Regions from separate parts of the Homo sapiens genome. Here region 1 is linked to region 2. A link is a contact called in ENCODE Hi-C or POLR2A ChIA-PET data. All regions are on one chromosome and are shown on one strand. Each heading gives the region's core, a stretch centred on a gene start or an enhancer-like site at or near the end of the contact. The rest is flanking DNA. Distances are from core to core; before and after follow the strand shown. Region 1 overlaps SHLD1 (shieldin complex subunit 1). Region 2 overlaps SHLD1 (shieldin complex subunit 1).

Region 1 (6,905 bases), core at 2,634-5,133, 73 kb after region 2:
TTAAAAAATAGCTGACACATTCTCCTTTGTGGGGAATATTCAACATTTCTATCCTGTGATTTGAAACTGACCCTTCTCACTTCTCTCCAGCTTTAGCCTATACATATTGATATATTTATTTTGGATACAGTTTAATGTTTTTATTCTTATATCTGGGTCATAGAGAGATGAATGGGTAAATGAAGAGATGGATGAATGGATAAATTAGATAGAAAGATAGATAGATAGATAGATAGATAGATAGATAGATAGATGATAGATAGACAGATAGACAGAAAAGCAGACCAAAGTATACCACAGATGTGTGGAAGTACATGTTCAGATAACAGAAAATACACTGCAAGCTTTAGTCTCAAGCTCCCTAGACCATAAAAGCTTATAGAATGGTCAGCTTTCCAAAGCAGAGGCTAAATAACTGTCATTCTGTTGCATCCAACATAGCTTCCCAAACTTTGTTGATGTAGGATTAGTAAGATGTTCCATTAGAAACTCCTAAAATAACTTCAGGATGCTTTTAAGTATTCTTTTCATTTGTGCCATGGAACTAATGTGAGGAGCTGGCAGTTGGAGGTGGTTATCGAAGCCTGGGAATGGATGTCTCCAGTCACTGTTTGGTGGAAGAACCTTTTTCAGGTTGTCCCTGCGCCCCCACAATACTTGAGAACACTTTCTAGACCAGAATAAAATGCTCAAGTAAATTAATGACATCTGTTTGCATTTTGAAGATGAGAAACTGTGAGACTTTTAATTCCTAGAGGTAATAGCAGGATAATTGAGTACAGTAAATTAGAAGTTGCTATTTATGAGCAAAAGTATGTATGACTAGAGACTTCATCCCCATGAGCTTGCCTGTTCACCATATTGTTATTTTCTTGCATGCTTTATTAGTCTTTGGAGCCATACTTCTTGAGTTTGAATCCTGGCTCTGCCACTTAACTAGCTAGCTGCATGCCTTTGAACAAGTTTCGTAATCTCTGTGCCTCAGTTTCATAATTTGTGAATCTGTTGATTAGTCCACTCAATACCTATTCCAATCCCCTTTTAGCTTGATTTTTTTTTTCATCTGACAGAGAATGGAAACTTTCCATTTCCAGAATCCCTCAAAGCTACTGTTCAGGGTTTGTTAACTAAATGCATTTCCATAAACCTTTGAATTCAGATCTAGATTGTGTGGGATGAGAGATGGGACATAGGACCTTCATTTTTTGCTGGTATGGATAGTGGCAGAGGCAGCATCGTTCTGGAACTAGTCGCTGTAGTGATAGCGTCCTGATTTAACAGTCAGCTTTTTTATTGGGAAGCTTCCAGTTGTTAGTTTGGAGCAACATCTGAACCGGCAGCTTCCTAATTCTTTAGGTTCTTAATAGTGATCAAGGCAACAGCCCCTTTGGCCGTTCATTTCTGCTGAATGGTTTAAGAAGTAATTCCTAAAAGCTAGGCCTAAAGTCCATTTCTGCAGCTCTCCTAACAATGATGTCAACTATGTGTTCCTTAATATGTCTTTTTGCTTGAAGCAGCCAAAGTGATTTATGTTGGTTGTAACTAAAAACCCAGAAGAATCAACTTACCTAATAGGGCTTTTGTGAGTTGTAATAAGGTAAGGCATTTAAAGTGCTTAGAACATTATCTGGATTGCTATTTCTTTTTTTTAATATTCTTAGGGCTTGTTCTGGCCTTAGTCAATGGAACACCTACAACCATAAATAAAAGATATTTATTAGTTTCTTTGTTCATTCATTCATTCATTTATTCATTCACTGAAACAAATATTTAGTGAATGTCTTGTCAAGGCATGTTTCAGTAGCCTTAGGATAGTGGTTACCAATTAGAACCATCTAGGAATCTTTTTGAAAAAACTTAATTTCTATGCCACATCCATAACTTACTGAAAATAGCGAGTGTGTGTGTGTGTGTGTGTGTGTGTGTGTGTGCACATGCATATGTATACATAAATATTTTTTTAATTGGAATACCATTTACATATAGTAAAGTACATAAATCTTATGTGTTACAGTTTGGTGAATTTTTATATATGTGGGTGTATACCCACATAACCACTACCTAGATCAAAATATAGAAAAACAGAAATTTGCATGAAAGATTTATTGTGTGCATGGGTGTTTTGGGGGCCCCATTAGGAGCTAAAGCTTCAAATGCATTTGAGGTTTTGCCACTTAGAGGTCAAAAAAATTTAGTCATCCAGAATGACCAGTATAATTAGGTTATTTTTCATTTCTTTTTCTTCTTCATAGCATCCTTCAAATTTGTATTCCTTTTTAGGTTTATGCATTTATATGTGAAATGAAATTTATGGAGAACCTTAGATAACAGAAAATTCTAAAATGTTAATAAGGCAGTAAATGTTATCAGTAATAACTCCATGACTCATAATTTCTGCCTCTGTTTATCTTATGATTGGCATAATTTATTGACTAAAAGTACATTTAACTGCTTTCTTGAAGCTTAAACAGCTTCTTTCTCATGATCTCTTCAAAGAGTGAATATCATGAAAGAGTAGAAATAATTATTTTCCCTTTTTTCCAAAAGAGTGTTTGGAATAGATATCTTTGTCTGTGGGCCAATGGCTGCACACTCAGTAGTGCAATGCAGAGGCTATTAGAGCAGCACGCATGAGCTGAGTTAGGAAGATAAAGTTACTTAAAAAGCAAATGGAAATAGTTGACTATGGAGAAAGAGAACATTGTCTACAAAACATTAATAGCCTTTACAATTTTTATAAAACCAACCTAGAACAACTTTGAAGTTGAATGATTTTGCATAACTGGCTTATTATGGAATGAAACTTTCAGAAACAAAATATAGAGTGGAGATGAACTGTATACTTTTAAGATGATCACGTGTGATTTGAGATCAGAGTCTAGCATTGGAATACTGTTTCAAGGATAGCTGGACTACCTTGGTGAATTAAATAGATGTGTCACTAAAGGAATAGAAAACCTTGAAATTGTATGTAGCTCCTTCCTCTACCTTCAGATAAAATTTCTGTACATCAGCCTAAGTGGTAAGAATATTGTCTATTTCAAGCACTTTTAGAAAATGAGCTTTGGATATAAGGGCAATCTGGGTATGACATTTATTATTTTGGTCGATCTGGCCAGTTAAGAGACTGATGTCTTAACTCCTTCACCATTGCCTGCACGTCCCTAAGTTGGTAATTATTTTCTTGGAACTTTGAAGGTCTTGTTTCATTGCCTTCTTGTTTACAGAACATTGTGATTAATAAATTTGAGGATTTGTGCTTTATCAGTTCTGAGAAATTCCCACCCATTAACTCGTTGTCTCATTGTGCATTGCCTTTCCTTCGTTCTCTCTGTTAGCTCTTTCTGAAATTCCAATTACATGCATGTTGGACCATCTCACTTTGACTTCCATATCTCTTATTTTTTTCTCTATCTCTCTCTCTATGCTAAATTGTAAGTAATATCTTCAACTCTGATTTCTATTTTCTAATTATCTTTCCACTGGACTCTAGTCTTGTTTTACCTATTTGCTGAGGTATAAATACCTATTACTATATTTTTTCTTTTTCTGTAATTTAACATTTTCTCATTGTGCTTTTTGTTTATTTTTCTCATTTACCTGTTCATTTTTTGTAGTCTCTTGTTCCTAACTCAAACTTTCAACTTCCCATTTTATTTCTTTAACATATTAAGCATATTTGCCTTATATCCTGATTGTGTTAACGCCAATATCTGAAGCCACCATGGGCCTTGTTTGCTGGCTCACTTTGCTTACTCCCACTCGGTAAAGGTAGATTTGTTTTTTCCCTGTGCATTTTGAGCTCATGTTCAATGGAACTCTGTGTGGACGGTTTCTTTTGGTGTTTGGTTGAAAGTACATCCCTCTAAGGTTTACGCTTGCTTTCACTAGACATATGAGGGCATGTCAGTCTGGAACCATATTAAAATAAATAGCTGGCTTAGAGGTTTTTAGACCACAAAAATAGTTTCAATTTGAGCACAAACACATGTGAGTTCTGGCTCATGATCAATTGTTTTTTTCTTTTTTTTTTTTCCTTTTATTTTCTTTTATCAGGTTAAATCTTGGGGCAGATATTTCTTTTTTTTCTCTCTCTCTCTACCCAGAGCCAAGGCCAAGACAAGTTTTTGTTTGTTTTGTTTTACTATAACCTTTTACAAGGCGTATTTTGTTCTCTAGTTCACTTTTTCTCTGGTGGCGTAACTTCAGGGCTCTCAGCTTTATGTGGTGATTTCTTGTTAAGCACCCCCACCTTGCCATGGCCCTAGGCTTTGTGTCCTGAACCCTGTGTGGACGTTGAAGCTGACATGCTAGGTCTAGACACCAGCTCAGGGTTTGCAGACCTCTCAGAACTTCTATTCTCATTTTGCTTTTGGTCTGTACAGGCTTTCCTTGCTTTGTTACCAGCTCAGTCAAACATTTTAAAAGATTTTTCAAAAATATTTTATCCAACAGTTTTAGATGTTTGGTAACAGGAAGGATTTTCAGAATATCTTGTCTACCATATTCTTTTGTCAAAAATAAGTAACTATTTCTGTGACCACACTAGAGGTATCCTCGCGAAGGTGGAAATTCAATTCCATGTATTCCTCACTTCTAGCCCTTAATAACTCATGTTAGAAAATTTCCCAACACAAATGCATCCCAAACCCATCTTTCTCTGTCACTTAGCCTCAGTTTTCACTTGTCTTCTGTCTATATTCCTTTTCTGCGTAAGTTGTATCACGCAAATTTTAGATTTTGTGGCTTTTTTCCAGTTTCTTTGAGTTTTCTGTGTTCTCCAATGTTATGTGCTTCAGGAGAGAAGGCTCAAAGCTTTGCTCTCCTTAAATTCAAGTGTAAATGGGAGGCATGGGTGTTGAGAGTGATCTCCTATAACTGATCTCATGGTGTTTCCTTCTTGTCTTGCCCGTTTAATTCAGCGCTGTGATTCTGACTCAGCCAGCAGTCATTCTGTGAACTCTAGATCTTCTCTGCCTATTTTCACAATTTTTTGTTTTATTTTTAATGCTGCCTGTTTCTCTTCTTCAGTGTATTTACTAACTCAAACTTTTCCTGAAGCTCTTTGCTTGATTAATAGCTGTCATCAACTTACAAAAACCACTGCCACCATCAGGCTCTCTGGAGGTTGAGTCATTTCAGTCCCACCCACATCCTGGTGCAGGTCCCCCTTAGAGGGATGTGTTTGGGGATGGCTGGAGGGCTCTACCAGCCTGGGCTTCTGTGTTTGACACTCCCACACACTGAGGCACCTGCTGTTTCTGCCCACACTAGGATCATGTTTACTTTGCAGAGGGTGCACCAGGGACCTCTGTATAATCATAGTCCTCCTGCTGTGAGATGGGTAATGTTCACTATGATTCATCCCTTCAACTCTAATGCCAGGATGGGGCAGTAGCTATTGGTAAGGCTGATGTTCCTTCCAGTTACAGTTACAAATAAATGCTTGTTTGTCTGGAGTTTCCTTTTGATATAATATCTATCACTGTGTAGTAGACATATATATATATATATATATATATATATATTTTTTTTTTTTTGAGACACAGTCTCACTCTGTCGCCTAGGCTGGAGTGTAGTAGTGCGATCTCGGTTCACTGCAACCTCCGCCTCCTGGGTTCAAATGATTCTTGTGCCTCAGCCTCCCGAGTAGCTGGGACTACAGGTGCACGCCACCATGCCTGGCTAATATTTTTTGTATTTTTAGTAGAGATGGGGTTTCACCACGTTGGCCAGGCTGGTCTCAAACTCCTGACCTCAGGTGATCCACCTGCCTCGGCCTCCCAAAATGGTGAGCTTACAGGCATGAGCCACCGTGCCCAGCCAGACATATATTAATAGAAGCATTCACTATTCACTTTGAAAAATCCCAGACGTTAAAGAACAAGTACCTTAATACTCTAACAACTCTGCTGTGGGTACTATTCTTGTTACTAAGGTACTAATTATAAAGTATCTTTTATTTATTGAGCACTTAGCATGTGCTGGGCTTCCTGCTAATAAATCATTTAATCCTTACAAGAGCCCTATGAGGTAGGAGCTGTTACTAACCCCATCTTATAGATGAGGACATGGAGATTCAGAGATGTGAAGTAACTTGCCCAGGATCTCATAGCCAGTAAAGGACTTGCTAGGACTCAAACTCAAGGCTTCTTCCCAAGTCCATGCTCACAGACATCTCTTCTCTTAGGACAAAACCAGATTTCTGATCTATGGCAATGAACTTTTGCAAAGGCCAGAACTTAAGTCTACCTTACAAGGTAACATATTTGAAAGTAAAACTGTGTTGCCTGCATTGCACAGAACTGATGTTAGAATACCTTTGCGAAAACTGCTTTGAGAACCAGCATGTGTAACATAAGAAAATCAATTTTCTTTTGTAGACAAACCTTGCCTTTCACCCCAGGCCATGTTATCCTGCTTGATCACCTACATTATTTACAGATTTCACTCCTCATGCCTCTTAACAGTTTCTAAAAAGGAGATTCTGTCCCCTGAGGATGGAGATTTGTCACCAATGAGGACATTCATAAGAAGCTTCCAGAGGGAGTGAAGATGACTCCTAAGGGGCTCCAACAGGTTCTCAGCGATGTCATTTTACAAATAAGAGCTCGGCCCTTGGGGTGATTACTTTAAAGGGGAAGTGCTCGGCTGTATCAGTACATTCTAGTGTGTTTGTTTACAATCCATTCTCTGACTTCATAGATATACTTAATGTCGACTTGATATGGAATGAAATCTGTTTACAAAAATCCACATCTAACAAAACTTCTATGGCATATGGAAAAACGCCAGACTTTCCTCATCTATTACAGATGTTACCTTCTCTGGGAAAGGCTTATTGCAAATGTCAACACTGAAACTGGCTCTGTTTTGATAGAAATCTTGTTCTGTTTCTCTTTAAA
Region 2 (6,931 bases), core at 3,568-6,067:
ATTACAGGTGTGAGCCACCACGCCAGGCCACGTAATTAAATCACCCTTAAGAGAGGAAAATAAGCACTTCTAGAGAAGGAAGTTGAACCACATTATCAAAAGGTTTGGGACAAAGGATAATAATTACATTCTACTTGCTGGCCCAAGGTTGTTCACACCACAGGAAGGGTTTAATCTGCCTCCACTTCTGGTTTTTTACTTCCGTACAAATTCACTGAGTCCCAAATAATGTATTTTATACGCACAAATCCTTTTTTTTTTTTTTTTTTTTTTTTTTTAAGTAGAGGACAGGGTTTCACTATGTTGGCCAGGCTGGTCTCAAACTCCTGACCTCACGTGATCCACCCATCTCGGGGTCCCAAAGTGCTGGGATTACAGACATCAGCTACTGCGCCCAGCTGACATGTCTTCTTTTTGTGGTCCAGTTCCCAGTTTGTGATGTATTTGGCATTTAAGTGATTCTGAAAACAAAGAAAATATAGGTATCATTTCAATGTGCTATTTGTTTTCAAAAAGGATTCCATTCATTTCATATTGCTGATGACACTCTCAGTTGATGGTTGATTTCACGGCACCTTTGCAGGCAGGCAGGATATGCCAGCATCATTCATTGACCCGTTTGTTCCCTTCCAGAAGCCTCTAGAGCAGAGTGTTAGGTAACATGAAGGGAGAAGGGGGAGGACAGAGTTGCCTGGTGCAGAGGTGTTTGCTGAAGCTTCAGGCTTGGTTGGCTAATATAGAACCTGTGAAAAGACAGGATGTTCTTGCTTCTTTAGGAACCTTGATCACTCCATTCCTTTCAAGACCAACCAGCTGATAGCTTGGCTCACTCTCAGCCTGAGCGAATGTGTACAACAGCACGTGACTGGGTGTCCTCAAACAAAAAGATCTTGCCAGGTCTCACTGTTGATTTGTTTTAATATGTCTCCTATCTTTGCCTAATCGCATGGTAGTTTAGGCTGCAATACTGGGGCTATGCAGACACAGGATGCTGGGAGGACTTTTGGCTGCGTTCATCCTAGCTTGGCTGCTTTCGAGATGTGTTTCCCTGGGCAAGTGACTTTACTACTCTCTGTGTCTGAGTCTGACTGTTAAAGAGGGTACTGATAGGATTACCTGCCTCATAGGGTTGTGACAGATGAAGCTCTTAGCACAATGCCTGGCCTCTAACAAGCATTCAATAAATGGGAACTACTCTTATGATTACACTGCTCATGTTATTCTGAAATTACTTCTTTTTAAAATTAATTATATTTTTTCTCTTCTTATAGCGTCAGGGTCTGGCTATGTTGGCCAGGTTGGTCTTGAACTCTTGGCCTCAAGCAGTCCTCCCACTTCTGCCTCCCAAAGTGCTAGGATTACAGGCTTGAGCCACCATGCCCAGTCTGAAATTACTTCTTTCATGCAAACATATGTTTTTGAGATCTTTGAAGTTCTGACTGTCGTTTTAACAGCTGCATAGGATGCCATAATTTGGATATTGCCTCCTCTGAAAACTGTTTCTTTTCCTGTCACCTCTAACCCAGTTAATAAAAAACCCAGTCACCGAAACTGTCTCTCCTTGTTGACTCTCAGCTCCTCTTTAACACATTTCTCCATTCACATTTTCTTTTCTTTTCTTTTCTTTTCTTTTTGAGACAGAGTCTCGCTCTGTCACCCAAGCTGGAGTGCAGTGGCACAATCTCGCATCACTGTATCCCCAACTGCCTGGCTCAAGTGATCATCCCATCTCAGCCTCCCGAGTTGCTGGGACTACAGGCATGCACCACTCTGCCTGGCTAACATGTATTTTTTAAATTTTTAATAGATACAAGGTCTTGCTATGTTGCCCAGGCTGGTCTCAAATTCTTGAGCAGCAATCCTCCTGCCTCAGCCTCCCAAAGTGGTGGGATTACAGGTATCAGCCACCGCGCCTGGCCTCTTTATTCATTTATTAAGTTCTACTCTCATTTCAGTTAGTAAATCTATTCTTAATCTCTCTGAATCTATTCTTGACCCGTGGGTCCCTGACCTCATTCATGTGCTCTTCCTTTCCCACCCGGACCACTGCAGGCGAATGAATTCTTGTTCATGAGATTGCCTGCCACCAGGCTTAAGTGCGACAAGTCCACCTGCTACCCAGCTGTCAAATCTGCAGATCTGACCTGATAACTGCTCTGCATGTGCCCATGGCACTCATGACACCTGGTGCCAGCTATCATAAGAGTTATTGATGACAGCAACTTATGAGTCAGAGAGTAATGGAGGGGTAGGGAACACCTAGTGTAATGTCCAAATGCTGAATCCACTAAGCCACCTTGGAGGTTTCCAGAGCTTAATTAAAGAGTCTTTGTATCCAAGTTGCTGATAGCAGCCAGGCCTTCCCAGAGCTGGCTACAGGAGGAGAAGGGCTCTGTAGCCATCCAGCTGAGACCACAGAGTTTGTCCTTTCCCGTTTACTCACTGAGTGACGAATTCTTTTTTTTTTTTTTTTTGAGACAGAGTCTTGCTTTTTCACCCAGGCTGGAGTGCAGTGGTGTGATCTCGGCTCACTGCGACCTCTGCCTCCCGGGTTCAAGCAATTCTTGGGCCTCAACCTCCCAAGTAGCTGGGATTACAGGTGTGTGCCACCATGCCCAGCTAATTTTATAGTTTTAGTAGAGAAGAGGTTTCACCATGTTGGCCAGACTGGTCTGAAACTGCTGACCTCAGGTGATCCACCCGCCTTGGCCTCCCAAAGTGCTGGGATTACAGCACTTGAGCCACAACGCCCAGCCAATTCTTGACACTCACTTTAAACCCCTGATACGCTGTGGCACTGTGCTTGTCCGAGCTGGTTCTTCCTGAGTGCACACTTTCCCCTAGCCATGGCTGGCCTGCCCCACGCTTGGGGAGAACCTCTTCCAGAAAGCCTCCTGCCCCTTCTGGGCTCTTCTGTCTTGACTCACTGTGTTAACAAGGTATGTGTCTGTGTTTGGGTCACTCCAAACTAGGAGGGAAGGGTCTGTGACATTCACCTTTGTGTTCCCAGTGCCTGGCACCAGGCCTGTCACATTAAATAATTGACTGACTGCATGTTTGGTCCGTAGAGGAAAATGCAAATCACCTGTAATCATATTACCCAGATAACTAGTGAAATTAATTCACTGGATATACCCTTCTAGACATTTTTCCTCCTAGCTTTATCTATCTATATTTCTTACACATACATCTTACACATGGCATTTTATTTTATATAATCTGGATCAAACCCTACTTAATGTTTTAGAACCTTTTTACATTGAATATATCATGTGTGTGTATGCACGTGGGCACATTGGCTGGGAATCAAGCCCAGGTCAACTGCTTGGAAGGCGGCTATGCTCACCACATTTAACGTATCATGGACAGTTCTTCTCATGTAATTGTTTTTTTTTTTTTTTTTGGTAAGACACAGGTCTCACTCTCGTTTGGGCTGGAGTGCATTGGCACAATCACAGCTCACTGCAGCCTTGACCTCCCAGGCTCAAGTGATCCTCCCAACTCTGCCTCCTGAGTAGCTGGGACTATAGGCACATGCCACCATACTTGGCTAATTTTTAAAATTTTTTGTAAAAATTGGGTCTTGCTATGTTGCCCAGGCTGGTCTTCAACTCCTGGGCTCAAGAGATGCTTCTGCCTCGGCCCCGCAAAGTGCTGGAATTACAGGCGTGAGCCACTGCACCCAGCCTTATCAAATATTCTTGTAGGCCTTGAGTTATGGTGCTGTGTGGTATTTCATTGAGAGAGTGCTCTCTGATTGAACCATTCCCTTTTCTGACATGCAGTTTATTTTCCAGCTGAAATTATTAATGTTTCTTCTCTGCTGAGAGCAATTCTTTCTCATGATGAAGAAAACAGGGTAAACAAATACTGAGTTAAAGACCATCAATAGCAGGGGAAAGTACAGCAGTCCTGCCTTACCCTTGAGGTGGACTACGGACCCCCCAGGGGATACCCGAAATGGCAGATGGTACTGAACCCAATATGTACTACGTTTTTTCCTATGCATATATACATACCTATGATAAAGGTTAATTTATAAATTAGGCACAGTAGGAGATGAACAACAAAACTAATAATAGAACAGTTATTAAAATATACTGTAATATAAGTTATGTGAATGTGGTCTCTCTCTCAAAATATCTTATTGTACTATAGTCACCCTTCTTTTTGTGGTGATGTGAGATGATGAAATGCCTACGTGGCTGAGCACTGTGGCTCACACCTGTAATCCCAGCACTTTGGGAGGCTGAGACGGGTGGATCATCTGAGGTCAGGGGTTCGAGACCAGCCTGGCCAACATGGCAAAACTCCGTCTCTACTAAAAATACAAAAATTAGCCAGGTGTGGTGGCACATGCCTGTAATCCCAGCTGCTTGGGAGGCTGAGGCAGGAGAATCGCTTGAACCCAGGAGGCGGAGGTTGCAGTGAGCCGAGATTGTGCCATTGCACTCCAGCCTGGGCAACAAGAGTGAAACTCCTTCTCAAAAAAAAAAAAAAAAAAAAAAGGAATTACCTATGTGATGAGATGAAGAGAGGTGAATGGCGCAGGCACTGTTAGTGTTCGGCTACTATTGACTTTCTGAGGTTACATCAGAAGGAGGATCCTCTGCTTCAGGCAATACTGGATCATTGAGCCATGAAGATCTCAATGCTTGGGGATCCTTGATAGTGTTTTTTGATGAAAACTTTTGGAAGAACATTCTAATCAGAGGTTGTTGCCTTTCTCTAACTCAAAAGTGTTGCTGCGAAGTTGTAGGCGATTTTAAGCTGCATTCCATCTGAGGATCATATGCCATAATTTTGTGCTTTAATGTCAGTGCAGTTTGAAACACTTCAGCAAATTTTAGTAATGTCCACATGGCTGGTTCTGGTTTAGTTTTTTCTTCATCTTCCTCTTCCTCTGTGGAGGACATGAAAGTTCTTCCAGTTCCTCATTTGCTAACACTTCTCAAAGGCCTTCAGTATGTCCTTCTATTTCATCAAGCATATCAGCAAATCCTTCTCCATCAACTTGTCTTGTTGCATGGATGATTTTCCTAATTCATCTATCAATTTCAGGCAAGCCTTTAAAATCATTCACAACTTCCACTCCATCAGTCCTTCCAGCAGGCATTTGGTTTGTGGTTTAATTCATCCATTGCAACTTGATGAGTGCTATTGCATCAGCAATAGTGAATGATTTCCAGCACTACATTATTTCCAGTTTAGGGTCTGCATCCATTGCTGTTGAATGTGATCAAATACCAGGCAGATGTATGTGGCCTTGAGAAAATGAATGATGTCCTAGTCAAGCGGCTGAAGCAAAAGGTTGTATTTGCAGGTAAAAATACAACCTCAGCATTTTCATTTTCATGGCAAACAGATTCAGGATGGTTAGGTACATTATCTATTATTAATAGGTCCTTAAATTCCAGCCCTTCCTCTTTCAAATATTTTTTCACTTCTGGGAACCATTGATACATTGGTGGAACCACTCTATAAACAAGACAGCTGTCACCCATACTTTCTGATTATATGGCTAGAACACAAGCATAAATAATTTTTGGTTTTGCTTTTGAGAGCACATGGGTTCTTTGCTCTGTACACTATGCTTAGCTTTATCATATGCCCTGCAGCGTTGCCACAGAGTACCAGAGTTAATCTGGTACTTTCCAGTCTTTTCATGCTTTATGCCCTGGTGCTTCCTTTGCACTTTTATGAATGTAGGTTCTATTGGTCATCTTCTTCCAGAAGAGGCCAGTTTTATTGCAATTGAAGACTTGCTGTGTATGGTATCTTTTCTCCTTAATCTACTTCTTCAAGTCTGCTAAAAATGTTGCAGCAGCTTCTTCACTGGCAAATGCAACCTTTTTAGTAATTTTTATGCTTTTCAGCCCAAACCTATTCTTGAATCTGTGTAACTGTCCCTTACTTGCAGTAAATGGCTTGGTGTCACTTGTTTCAGGGGATCCTTGCTGATGTCTTTGTGTAGGTTCTGTGCTTTCTGGTACAACACACTGCTATCAGAACACCTTTCTGTTCATATCTTCCACGCACAAATGTAAGGCCTTTTTCATCTTAACTAAGCACTTATGTACTGTGGCCATAACTCCATAACTTTTTTTTTTTTTTGAGACAGAGTCTTGCTCTGTAGCCCAGGCTGGAGTGCAGTGGTGCAATCTCGGCTCACTACAACCTCCGTGTGGCTATAACTTTTGCAGTTTGAGGTGTGTCAGCAAGACTAACATGAATTTCTTTTTCCTTCTTCACAATTTCACGGATAGAAGATTCATTGTTACAGTAGATCTTAGTAGCCTAGGCATATGATTTTTTTCTTTGCTTATTGAGTTGAGAACTTTTACCTTTTTTTTTTTTTTTTTTTTTTTTTTTTGAGATGGAGGTTTGCTCTTGTTGCCCAGGCTGGAGTGCAATAGCACGGTCTCCGCTCACTGCAACCTCCGCTTCGCAAGTTCAAGGGATTCTCTTGCCTCTGACTCCCAAGTAGCTGGGATTACAGGCACCCACCACCAAGCCTGGCTAAATTTTTGTATTTGTAGTAGAGACAGGGTTTCACCATGTTGGCCAGGCTGGTCTTGAACTCCTGACCTCAGGTGATCCACCCACCTCAGCCTCCCAAAGTGCTGGGATTACAGGTATGAGCCAGTGTGCCTGGCCAACTTTTACCTTTTTGCCTAAAGAAAGTATTTTGTGGCCTATCTTTGGCATATCTGACTTGCTGGCATCACTACTCTTGTGTTTTGGGGCCATTAATAAGTAAAATAAGGGTTACTTGAACACAAGCACTGTGATACCACAACAGTCCATCTGGTAACTGAAAAGGCTACTGAATGACTAAGGGGCAGGTAGCATGTACAGTTCAGATACGCTGGACAGGGGTAATTAATGTCCCAGGTGGGATGGAGTGGGACAGCATGAGATTTCATTACAA

The links. A loop is a pair of places that touch in the nucleus more often than their neighbours do. ChIA-PET counts read pairs that join two places held with the same protein, here RNA polymerase II (POLR2A). Pooled maps may share reads with other maps.
Region 1: a loop to region 2 is called in a pooled map, with 5 times the contacts of the local background. The contact joins two enhancer-like sites. A Hi-C loop is called at or near these places in 1 of 168 maps with a recorded cell type or tissue (CD4-positive, alpha-beta memory T cell), 1 of 37 single-sample maps with no recorded cell type and 7 of 50 pooled maps. POLR2A ChIA-PET finds 5 or more read pairs at or near these places in 4 of 52 experiments (CD4-positive, alpha-beta T cell, HepG2, IMR-90 and 1 more).

What each region holds. Positions count from the first base shown.
Region 1 is chr20:5,839,273-5,846,177 of GRCh38, forward strand. The region is part of intron 2 of SHLD1 (shieldin complex subunit 1); the gene reads left to right. Among named protein-coding and RNA genes, the nearest start is that of CHGB, 69 kb to the right of the region's middle. RefSeq lists an enhancer at 5,045-5,114. Within about 2 kb of position 3,884, at least 4 of the 41 ENCODE cell types and tissues checked have a DNase peak (open chromatin) inside an H3K27ac peak, as active enhancers do.
Region 2 is chr20:5,765,519-5,772,449 of GRCh38, forward strand. The region is part of intron 1 of SHLD1 (shieldin complex subunit 1); the gene reads left to right. Among named protein-coding and RNA genes, the nearest start is that of SHLD1, 19 kb to the left of the region's middle. Within about 2 kb of position 4,818, at least 4 of the 41 ENCODE cell types and tissues checked have a DNase peak (open chromatin) inside an H3K27ac peak, as active enhancers do.